Linked DNA regions of Homo sapiens: region 1 is linked to region 2. A link is a loop called in an ENCODE intact Hi-C map of the cell type or tissue named here. Cell type or tissue: sigmoid colon. All regions are shown on one strand. Links, peaks and the distances in the headings refer to the core of each region. The heading gives the core; the rest is flanking DNA.

Evidence for each region. Peaks named below come from ENCODE experiments on the same cell type or tissue, not always from the same donor. Only the 100,000 strongest peaks of a DNase experiment are listed, where the experiment ranks them.
Region 1: a loop joins it to region 2, with 5 times the contacts of the local background. A loop is called at or near these places in 13 of 110 quality-filtered maps.

Annotation. Positions count from the first base shown.
Region 1 is chr19:16,380,359-16,385,729 of GRCh38, reverse strand. It overlaps EPS15L1 (epidermal growth factor receptor pathway substrate 15 like 1), which reads left to right. Exons shown (of 24, transcript NM_001258374.3): 21 at 519-601. Among named protein-coding and RNA genes, the nearest start is that of KLF2, 58 kb to the right of the region's middle. RefSeq lists enhancers at 1,961-2,462, 2,715-2,804. In sigmoid colon, for the core only: CTCF peaks have their summits at 2,079 and 2,278 (motif pointing right); DNase peaks (open chromatin) are centred at 1,689, 2,309 and 3,479; H3K27ac peaks cover 2,444 bases.
Region 2 is chr19:16,039,586-16,044,956 of GRCh38, reverse strand. LINC00905 (long intergenic non-protein coding RNA 905) reads right to left here. Exons shown (of 5, transcript NR_024335.2): 5 at 2,822-3,518. Among named protein-coding and RNA genes, the nearest start is that of LINC00905, 8.6 kb to the right of the region's middle. In sigmoid colon, for the core only: a CTCF peak has its summit at 3,261 (motif pointing left); DNase peaks (open chromatin) are centred at 3,266 and 4,066; H3K4me3 peaks cover 477 bases; H3K27ac peaks cover 989 bases.

The DNA of each region.
Region 1 (5,371 bases), core at 135-5,134, 340 kb before region 2:
TGGACACCCCCTTTCTTTTGGGAACAGGCCCCGCTTGGTCCTGCAGCTTGCGTGGGGCGGGTAGCAGTGTTTGGTATCATAGGCGAGTGTATCCAGTACTCTAGGCAAATCCCTTCCAGGTTAGAGGAGAAAACACAGCAAAAACCTCTATCCAAAGACACCACCCTGTATAAATCATGTGGGTGGCAGGTCGCCCTGGAGTTGCTCCTCGCCTCCTGACCCATTGAGACCCAGTGGGACCCAGGGGCCACGCCTCTGTGGCAACTTGTCACTCTTCTGATGACCGTGAATGATGCTGGCCCTCCCAGAGTGGTCGTCACAGTGAGAAACCGTCTTGCCATGCCAGAGTGGGCAGGGGGGCCTTGCTGAGAGGCCTTCATGCAGACACACGTGTCTAATGAATAAATGCAGCCTTCCTGAGTCTCCTGGTTCAGGGGCCATCTAGCATTTCCCCTCCACCCCAGAAGGCATGTTCTCTTAAAGACCTGTAACTCTGACTTTGTTGGTGCCGATTGCAGATCCCTTTGGAACCTTAGATCCCTTCGGAAGTGGGTCCTTCAATAGTGCTGAAGGCTTTGCCGACTTCAGCCAGATGTCCAAGGTAAAGCCCCTCCACGGAGCCCCCGCGCCTCTGCTAGTGTCTTTGTGCCTCTTGTCATGGTGTGGGCTGCCAGGCGTAATTGTTCATGTCACGTATGTATCTCCCCGGCACCTTTCCAACACAAGGTCAGGTCTGGAAAGCATCCATGGCTGTGATCCAATGCACTGCAGTCCCGTGGGGTGAGCCCTGACCCTTCCCAGTGGCATAGGTGCCCTGGGCTCCCCTGGCTCCCACTGGTGTCTGACGACCATCAGGTCTCAGACGGTGAAGTCATTGCCATGGCCGAGTAGAAACTTGAGAAGGCGTTGGGCACAGGCGTCTCGAGAGGGCCATGGGCAGCAGGCCTGCAGGTGCGAGGCGTCCAGGGAAAGTGGGCCAGCGAGTGTTCAGAGTCGCCCATGTGACAGAACTCTCAAGGGGTGTTGAAAAGTGAGGGCCGGCCTCCTTGAATAAATGCAGACAGATCCACAGGTGAGGAGTGAACTGTTGAAGGAGGACAGCAGCGAGGCTGGTTACCAGACTGGACCCGTTGGTGTCCGGCCCTCACCACACGGTGACCTGAACTCACTGTGGCTCTGGTCCCAGACAGCTGTAGGGCTTCTCCAGACGCTGGCAGTGTGGTTGGAGCTCATCTTTAAGGTAGCATAGAGAATTCAACAGGGAACATCCAGAATGGACAAGTCAAAAAACAACAATAGAAGCCCCTTACGACTGAGGTGCCTTCCGGAAGAAACTGCTGGAAAGTTGGAAATGGGGGCTGTGGTGAGTGGGAAGGACAGGGCTGCGGCACCATTGTGCTTCCTTGTGAGTTGTATGTTTCCCTGTTTGAGTGAGGAGCATTTTTCTTTGGCAGGAATGAAGGAAAGCAGATGAGGTGTGTCCCGTCCCTGACACCTGCGTCCACTCTGTCCCTTCTCGGCAGCCCCCAGGCAGGGGCAGATGGGCTCTGTCTTCGGGGGGCTGCAGGGGCCTGCTTTCCTCACGAGTTCCACCTGCAGAGGCCCAGGCATTATCCACGCTGCGGGAAGAGGCAGTAGCCACAAGCAGAACACAGCCCCCCTCCTGGAGCCCATGGCCCAGGTGGTAAGGGGTGGCCGGTGTGGGGGGTCCCCTGGAGCAGCTGGGCCCAGTCCCTGTGAGCGCTGCTGTCAGCCTGAAGGTGGTGAGGGGAGGGAGCCCCGGGAGTACCTGGAAGACGCGTGCCCCAGGCATGAGGCCCCCTCGGGGCCCCACCGGCCCCATGCCCAGGTGCCCCAGGTGCCAGTGTGACTGGGCAGTCTCCCTTGGCTGCCCCGTGTTCACTCAGCTGGTGGAGCAGATGAGTCTCTGAGCATCTTGGGGTTGGCAGCGGTCGCAACTTGTGATCACAGAACACAGATTCCGAGAAGCACTTGAGATTCTGTTCAGGTTTTCAAAGACGCGTGTGTGCGTGCCCTGGCGGCGCAGCAGATCCCACTTCTGACCGAGGCAGGGTGTGTGTTTACACAGATGAGCCTGGGCAGAGGGAGCCCAGAGGCCCTGGCATGGCGCCCCCCTCCTTCCAGCACACGGAGAAGGCCTCCATCCCTCATATGCCACGCTGTGACACGGTTTGGGACTGGCAGAAGATTTAGGGCCCAGTGCACAGGCTCCTGGGCAGGCGGGAAACCATCTCCCGAAAGCAGAAAACGTTGGCCACACGGTGGCAGCAGTCCCTCAGGCGTCCTGGTCGTTTCTGGTTGTCGCAAGTGGACTCCTCTTCCTTTGGGAGGCTGGATCTGTCTTCCTCCTCTCACTGTGAGCAGAGGGAGGGAGAGCTAGCAGAGCCTGAGCTAGGGCCGGGATCTAATGACCGCCCTCTGCCTGTCCTTGGGCCCTGAAACCAGGGGCTCTTCACACACATGCAGCTGTGATTTCAGAGCCGGTCTCACTTCCTATTGGCGGTGCCGGGCCAGGACAGAGTTGGACAGAGCTGTGGAAAATGGGTCTCCAATACTATCTTGTTTTGATTCCAGCGTTCCATCAGCTGCCTTCATGACACTTGTACAGCCGCATTCTGAGCTCAACCCTGACCTTGCAGCTCTGTTTTTCCTTTTTGGTTACCTATCTGTTTTTCAAGAACAACATTGTGGATATAAATAAAATGCTAAGGGAAATGAAAGTGGCAAGAAGGTGTTTTTTTAAAAAACAAAAAAAAACCATCATCAACTTTTCCCCATCTGAGCAGAGCAGGGAGGCCCTTTTGTAAGTCCCTGAATTGAAGCACCTTACCTCTGCGTGGCTTTGCTGAGGAGAGTCACAGCCCACAGCCTGATTCTAGAAGTTTCCTTTGGGAGGCTCTTCGGGCCTGCACTCTTAGTTGAGGCCCCACCCTCACCTGAAGAGATTTTTCTAGACAGTATCAAGCCTATGTGACATAAGCTCACTTTAAAAACAGATTCCCCAAAGTATGTTTCCAGGGAGCATTTGAGAATAAAAACAAGAGTCCAACTTATTTCACCCTCTTCTGCCCTGAAAAAAAAAAAAAGCCATCTGTGAAATACTGGGTTAGTCGTCAGCCCATTTTTAGCAACTTCTCAATTGTTTAAAGCTGTGCATTGATATTTAGGGCTGCTGTTTACAAATTCAGTCTTCTGTTTTGAACCAGTTCTTCAACTGGTGAACTCAAACGTGTTTCTCTTAGAGCTGGTTTTCATAGTAGCTTTTTCTGTCTTCCTTTTATTTTAAGCACACTTCACTCTTGCCGAGCCCAGAGAGCCCCTGACAGCTTTACTGAAACCTTTCTAAAAATAGAGATTTTCCTTGAAGCCGCTGCCCGAGTAGGAAAGAGTTGAGTCCCCAAGGAGGCTTCTTGGGAAACTTGAAGTCATGAAAATTGGGATTCGGAAATGACGCGGGCATTCTGGAGCTAGGAGTGATCTGATTCACTGCGGAGGCAGTGCCAGGCGTTTATTGAAAGCCTGTCGCCTCGCGAGTTGCCAATTGGCCTCGTGGGTTTAAACACACATGGGAGGCGCCAAGCCGGCTTGGCCCGAGGTGTCCCCGGTCAGCCTGGAGGGTTAGGCGGCTCTGATTTGAGTGTGTCACCAGGTCTTACAACTTTGGACGTCCAGGCTGAGTGTGGTTTTATTGCCCGGGTCCTATTGCGCGACACAGAGGGTAGAAAGGCTCACTGCAGCCACTGGAACCGAGGCCCCACTCCGAGTCTGGAGATGTGGCCCAGAAGCCAGCACATGCCCAGGGAGGACAAGGCCCAGCCGGTCACACCACTTCCCATCTAGACCTGCTTGGCTCCCCATCCCAGGCCGCGGGGGACTCGCACGGGCCCTAGGCCCAGGGACATGTTCCATGAATCGCAGAAGCACCCACAGACGGGCCAGTGTTTTTCCCCCATTCTTTCCCAAACAGCCGACCCTAAACGGCCCATTTTAAAGCTAAGCTGCAGGCCGACACTGCCCCTCATGTCTCGGACAGGCCTGGGGACAACTGGGGCAGCAGATGGGGGCACTCCCAGATTCCAATCGCAGCTTCGTACTTGGTGTGATCATTGTCGTGTGGTCCATGTGCCAACTTTATCTAGTGCCAGTGAGTGGACTGATGCCTGTCACATGGCACCTCATTTCCTTCTTGCCGGAGCCTTCCGAGCTCTGTCACTCTTGCCATTTTACAGATGAAGAAACCAAGGCACAGGGTGTTGAGTAGGTGGCAGGGTTGGGGTTCCAGCCTGGGCAGGACAGTCTGCCCAGGACGAGGCCCTGGACCCACCACTGGGGTGGCCCTCGGCAGCTGAGGGCAGCGTCTGGTGGCCCCAGCCTGGGAGGCAGACGATGTGGCAGCCCTGGATCCGCCGTGGACCTGCTGTGTGATGTGGGCAGGCTGCGCCTCCTTTGTGTGCCTCAGTTTCCTTGTGTGTAAGGCAGAGGTGCTGACAGTGGGACCCCCTGCCAGGTCACTGGGCCTATTATTAGGTGAGAAGATCAGCACAGAGCGAGTGTCTCCTGCCTGGGCAGCTTCAGAGGGCGGCGTGAAGCCCAGGGAAGGGATCTGGTGGGGTCATCTGTGCAGGAGCCTTTGGGGCCCCTTCCCCTCCCTGGGGGCACCTGCCACTGCCCTTATCGGGGGGACCTGGAATGGGTAGGCTGCCTCTTAGAGGGGCCACCTCCCTGTTCTGTCTCTGATGTGGCTCTGACTGGGCCGAGCAACCTCGACTCTAGGACTACACAAGGTCCGAGGCAGCCATATCTCTGTGACGGGACGCAAATAGCCCAGATCGATGCATCTCTGTAACTAGATGCTAGAGGCCTAGATGACTGCATCTCTATAACTAGCTGCCAGAGACACAGGTGGCCACGTCTCTGACTAGACTCCAGAGGCCTAAACGGCCATGTCTGTGCAACTAAATTGTAGAGACCTAGAGAGTCGCATCTGTGTGACTAGATGCCAGAGCCTCAGACGACCGCATCGGTGTGACTGGAAGCTAGAGCCTCAAATAGCTGTGTCAGTGTGACTGGATGTGTCAGTGTGACTGTGTCAGTGTGACTAGAGCCTTAGATGGCTGCGTCTGTGTGACTAGACCCTGGAGCCTTAGATGGCCACGTCGGTGTGACTGGACGCTAGAGCCTTAGATGGCTGCGTGTGTGTGAGTAGACCCTGGAACCTTAGAGGGCCATGTCTGTGTGACTAGACACTAGAGCCTTAGACGGCTGCATTGGTATGAGTAAACGCTAGAAGCCTAGACGGCTGCATCTGCATGACTGGACACTAAAATCTTAGACGGCTGTGTCTGTGTGA
Region 2 (5,371 bases), core at 298-5,297:
TTCTTTTGGGTATATCTCTAGGAGCGGAATTGCGGGGGCATGTGGGAGTTCTATATTTAGCTTTTTGAGAAACTGCCAGATTATTTTCCATAGTGGCTGCACCATTTTGCATTCCCACCAGCAATGCACAAGGATTCCAATTTCTCCACATACTTGCTGACATTTGTAGTTATATTTTTGCTTATAGCCACCTCAGGGAGTGTGAAGTGTGAAGTCTTTCTCTCTCTTTTTTTTTTTTTTGAGATAGTCTCACTCTGTCATCCAGGCTGGAGTGCAGTGGCGTGATCTCAGCTCACTACCTCCGCCTCCTGGGTTCAAGGGATTCTCCTGCCTCAGCCTCCTGGGTAGCTGGGATTACAGGCATCAGCCACCACTCCCCACTAATTTTTGTATTTTTAGTAGAGACAGGGTTTTGCCATGTTGGTCAGGCTGGTCTCAAACTCCTGACCTCAAGTGATCCTCCTGCCTTCACCTCCCAAAGTGCTGGGATTACATGCCTGGCCTCATTTTGGTTTTGATTTGCATTTATCTGATGGCTAATCATGTTGAACATCTTTTCATGTTCCAACATTAAAAATTTTTTTTTCTTTTTTTTGTAGAGATAGGGTCTCACTATGTGTGTTACTCAGGCTGGTCTCAAACTCCTGGTCTCAATGGATCCTCCTGCCTTGGCCTCCCAAGGCACTGGGGTTACAGTTGTGGGCCATTGTGTAACAGTTTTGTACAGGCATATTGATTTAAAAACTAAATATTGCACCACCAGAGTAGTGTGAACACTATAAAACATGTTTTCCAAACTGAAATTAACAGGGGAAGCTATTAGCATATAATAAACTCTTGGGTGTGTCATACCATCTTAATACTGATACTAAGAATAGCCAGTACTTTGATGCATGCCTTGGGGCAAAATTCATGGTTAAGGGTCGTGGATGGGTCCCTCACAACCTGGCTCCACTTGTCCTTGCCAGTCTCCTCTGTAGTCATTTCCCACTCCCTACTGTATCCTGAAACCAGGTTTTCTTGAGCTGCAGGGCCTTTGCCTCTGCAGTTTCCTCTGCTTGGAATGTCCCTGTTCCTACAGACGATTCCTCATACCCTGCTTTCCATACCAAGCCCAAGCACCTTCTATGGGACATATTCCTGTCACTACTCCCCATTTCCGGGCCCTTGCTCTGGCCCATCCCTAAACATCCATTCACCCATTCATCTCTCCATCCCTCCTTTCATCCCTTTATCCATCTACCCATCCCTCCATTCCTTCATTCATCCATCCATCCACCCAGTCATTCATCCCTTTATCCCTCCCTTCATCCCTTCATCCATTCATCCATCTACCCATTCATCATCCATCCCTCCATCCACTCATTTATTCATCCATCCTCTGCCCATTCATCCCTCCATCCCTTCATCCATCCACCCATCCATCCCTCCATCCCTCCCTCCATCCATTCATCCATCTACCCATTCATCCATCCCTCCCTCCATTCCTCCATCCATCCACCCATCCATCTACCCATTCATCCCTTCATCCCTCCATCCATTCGTTTATTCATCCATCCTCCACCCATTCATCCATCCATCCATCCATCCATCCACCCACCCATCCACCCCTCCTTTCCTCCCTCCCTCCATTCATCCATCTACCCATTCATCCCTTCATCCCTCCATCCATTCGTTTATTCATCTATCCTCCACCCATTCATCCCTCCATCCCTTCATCCATCCACCCATCCATCCCTCCATCCCTCCCTGCATCCATTCATCCATCTACCCATTCATCCATCCATCCCTCCATTCCTCCATTCATCCATCCATCCATCCATCCATCCATCCATCCATCCATCCACTCATTCATCCTTCCATCCCTTCATCCATCCACCCATCCAACCATTCATCCCGGCCTCTCTCCTTCCCTCCCTCCCTTCCTTCATTGAACACACAGGCCAGTGATGTCTGTGTCTGGCTCTGTGCTCCAACCCCCAGAGAGGAGCCTCTCAAGAGTAGGGTTTTGGGTTGAGCTTTCTCTACTGCCCCGACACGGCTCAGCACAGGGCTGTTGTTGAATGTGCCTGATTTTGCAGGATGACTTTGTGAGCCAGTATTCATATTTTTGCAATGAGGTCATATGTATTTTGAGTGGCATGGGAAGGCCCTACAAGGACAAGCCTATCATGCTTATGCACCTGTGTTCATTCATTCATTCATTCATTCATTCATTCATTCATTCATTCATTCGTTATTGAGCCCTTAGGATGTTCCAGGTGAAGACAAACAGTATCTTGTCCCTTGGGACCAGGGAAGGTTTTCCTGAAGTGGTAACACTGAGCTAAAATATGAAGGATGAATGGGAGGTGAATTGGCTGATGTGGGAAGGGAAGGGTGATGGAGGCCAAAGGGAACAGCATAGGTGAAGGCAGAGGGCTGTATGGCACATCCCTGGGTACCTGCACTCGTGGAGGACTTGTTTAATATCAAACATTAAAAGGCACTCACATTGAATGTATTTCTTCCTGTTAAAACAAGAAGAAGCTGGGTGCGGTGGCTAACACTTATAATCCCAGCACTTTGGGAGGCCGAGGCAGGAGGATCACTTGAGCCCAGGAGTTTGAGACCAGCCCTGGCAACATAGTGAGACCCTGACTCTAAAAAAATAAAAAAAATTAGTCGGGCGTGGTGGTGTGCATCCTCGCAGCTACTTGGGAGGCTGAAGTGGGAAGACGGTTTGAGTCCAGGAATTTGAGGCTGCAGTGAGCTGTGATTGCGCCACTGCACTCCAGCCTGGGCAACAGAGCAAGACCCTGATACACACACACACAAAGTTAAAAAAGTAGAAAGGATCGTTATCTTTTTGCTTTTGAAGTTATTGGGGTCCCATTAAACTCATATGCTTCTTGGGCATGTACAGGCATTCTTGCCAACAGAGAACATCTAACCCACAAAAACTTTCCAACGTGATGACACCGTGGGGGGGATTCTGGAGCCAACAGTGAATCCAGGTGGCACTATGTCTAGCTAAGTAGACATTTCCTTCAAGCGTTCATTGATTTTGATTTTGCAGCCTTGCTTTTACGTTGTCAAATATCAAAGTGTGTGGTTTTACAGTTTTTTTTTCCTTCCAGGTCTTTAACGTTTTCGGGGACCTCTGGAAAACCTACAGGCGCGGCCCTGGGAAGCTCTGGGTCCCTAGGAGGGGAGGTGACTCCGCGGCGTCCCGGGAATGATCCTCGCGGAGCTCGCGAGGTACTAGCGCCCCCCAGCGTCTGGATTGAGAAACGCACCCTGCGAGGGTGGAGAACCAGCCCAGCCCCAAAGTGAGGTGGCAGAAAAACGAACTCACGGCCAAGGACTGGCTGAGGTTAGCCAGAATTGTGTAAATGTGTTTTGTCTTGCTGGGCTGCCCCCTCTCCTGGTCCTTTGGCTAGGGAGAACAGGATTTTGTTTGGGATTTTTCTTTTGCTTTTTTCGACTGTGCCTGTTGGCGTTCGCGGGTTGCCAGCTTCTTCAGGTCCAAGCCTGGGCTGTATGTGGCGAAAAACAAAACAAAACACCAAAGAATTGACTTTCGTGTCATTCCTTGGGTCCTGAAATTCCCACTGTGTCTGCCTTCCCTCCATCATTCAGAGTCTTACATTTTTCTAGTTTGATCCAATTTCCCAATCACTTTTTATTTTGACAAAGTTGTAAATATGATGCATAGAACATGTTTTGACATAGGCGTACAGCGTAAAATATCTAAATCAAGCTAATTTAACATTTCCTTGACATACCCGTGACCATACCTCCATGCTTATCTCTTTTTCTGTGGTAAGAACACTTAAAATTTGCTCAGCAATTCAGTTTTTTTATATTGAAAAAAAAAAAAAAAAAAAAAGAGATGAGGTCTCACTATGTCGCCCAGGCTGGTCTCAAACACCTGGCCTCAAGTGATCCCCCTCAGTCTCCCAGCGTGCTAGGATTACAGGTGTGAGCCACTGCGCCCAGACTACTCAGCATTTTTCAAGAATAAAATACATTGACTAGAGTCACCATGTTGAACAATTCCTCTTGTGCCCTTTGGCCAATATCTGTTCAGTCCCTCCTCCCTCCCTCAGTCCCTGGAGCCACCATTCTACTTGGGAGTTCAGCTTTTTAGATTCCACAAGTGAGACAGGAAGTATTTGTTTTTCTGTGCCTGGCTTATTTCACTGAACGTCTTCCGGGTTCATCCACGTAAACACAAGCTTTGTTTTTAAAGGCTGAATCTTATTCAGAGTCTTATGTTTTTATGTATGATGTCTGGCCCAGGGTTTTAGTTGTGCTTCGTGGGAGGAATGGGAAAAATTATGTATACCTTGTCCATTTGAATTTGAGAAATGTGCATGATTACACGATCACGTTTTGATCATATGCATGGAATCACAACATATGTATTTTGGTCAACAGCTTCTTATTTCCTTTGTTCTGCCTTCCTCCCTCCCCTCCTCCACGTCCAGTTCTCTCCATCTTTCAAATTCAGGCTCACTCCTTCTCCCATGGATTACTCCAATTGTTCCCCCTTTTTATCGCTATTGGTCATGTCTGGACTTGGAATAAACCCTTTCTGTCCACATGGGCCCTGTCTGCCTGCTGACCTTCCTCTCACTCCTGGCCTCAACATCATCATTCATTCATCAAACACTAAGTGTCTCATTTTGGGGGCACCCCTGAACCTGTGATCCCTCGGAGTTGACCGGGCAAGAAGATCTCCTTACGAAGCAGAGACAGCAAGTGGCGGGGGTGGGGGTGGGGGGGCCCAGTTGGCACAGGATTAAAATACAAGGGCACCCAACCTCACCAGTCATGAGGAACAAGAAGCCACCATGAGGCATTTCAAACCCAACACCCAACATAAATGAAAAGTCTGGCAACACCAGCAGTTTTGGAGGCAGGTAGAAACCCTCAATGGTGGGAGAGCACATTGGTGAAATCACTGTGAAGAATGTGGAAATACCTGGAAATGTTGAAAACGTCCAGATTCTGAAGCTTAGCCTCTCCCCACTTGGCTTTATACCCTAGTGAGCTCCATGGAACTTAAGAAAATGGCTTTGGTCTGGGGCCAAACCCATTTTCTTAGATGGGTTGACTTAAGAAGATGGGCCCTTGTCTGTGGGTAGATGGTCACGGGGGACCGGGTCAGTGGTGGCTTGGTCACTGGGGGGGACTGATCAGTGGGACCCAGTCTGCAGGGCTTGGTCAGCACAGAACACGATCAGTCCGGCTTAGTCAACAGGACCTGGTGGGTGGGGACCTGGTGAGTGGGGGCCTGGTTAGTGGGGACTTAGTAAGGACGAGGTCAGCTGGCTGCTGGGTGACCTCAGGCAGGGGGTTTGTCCTAGAAGCCTCCTTTCTTCCA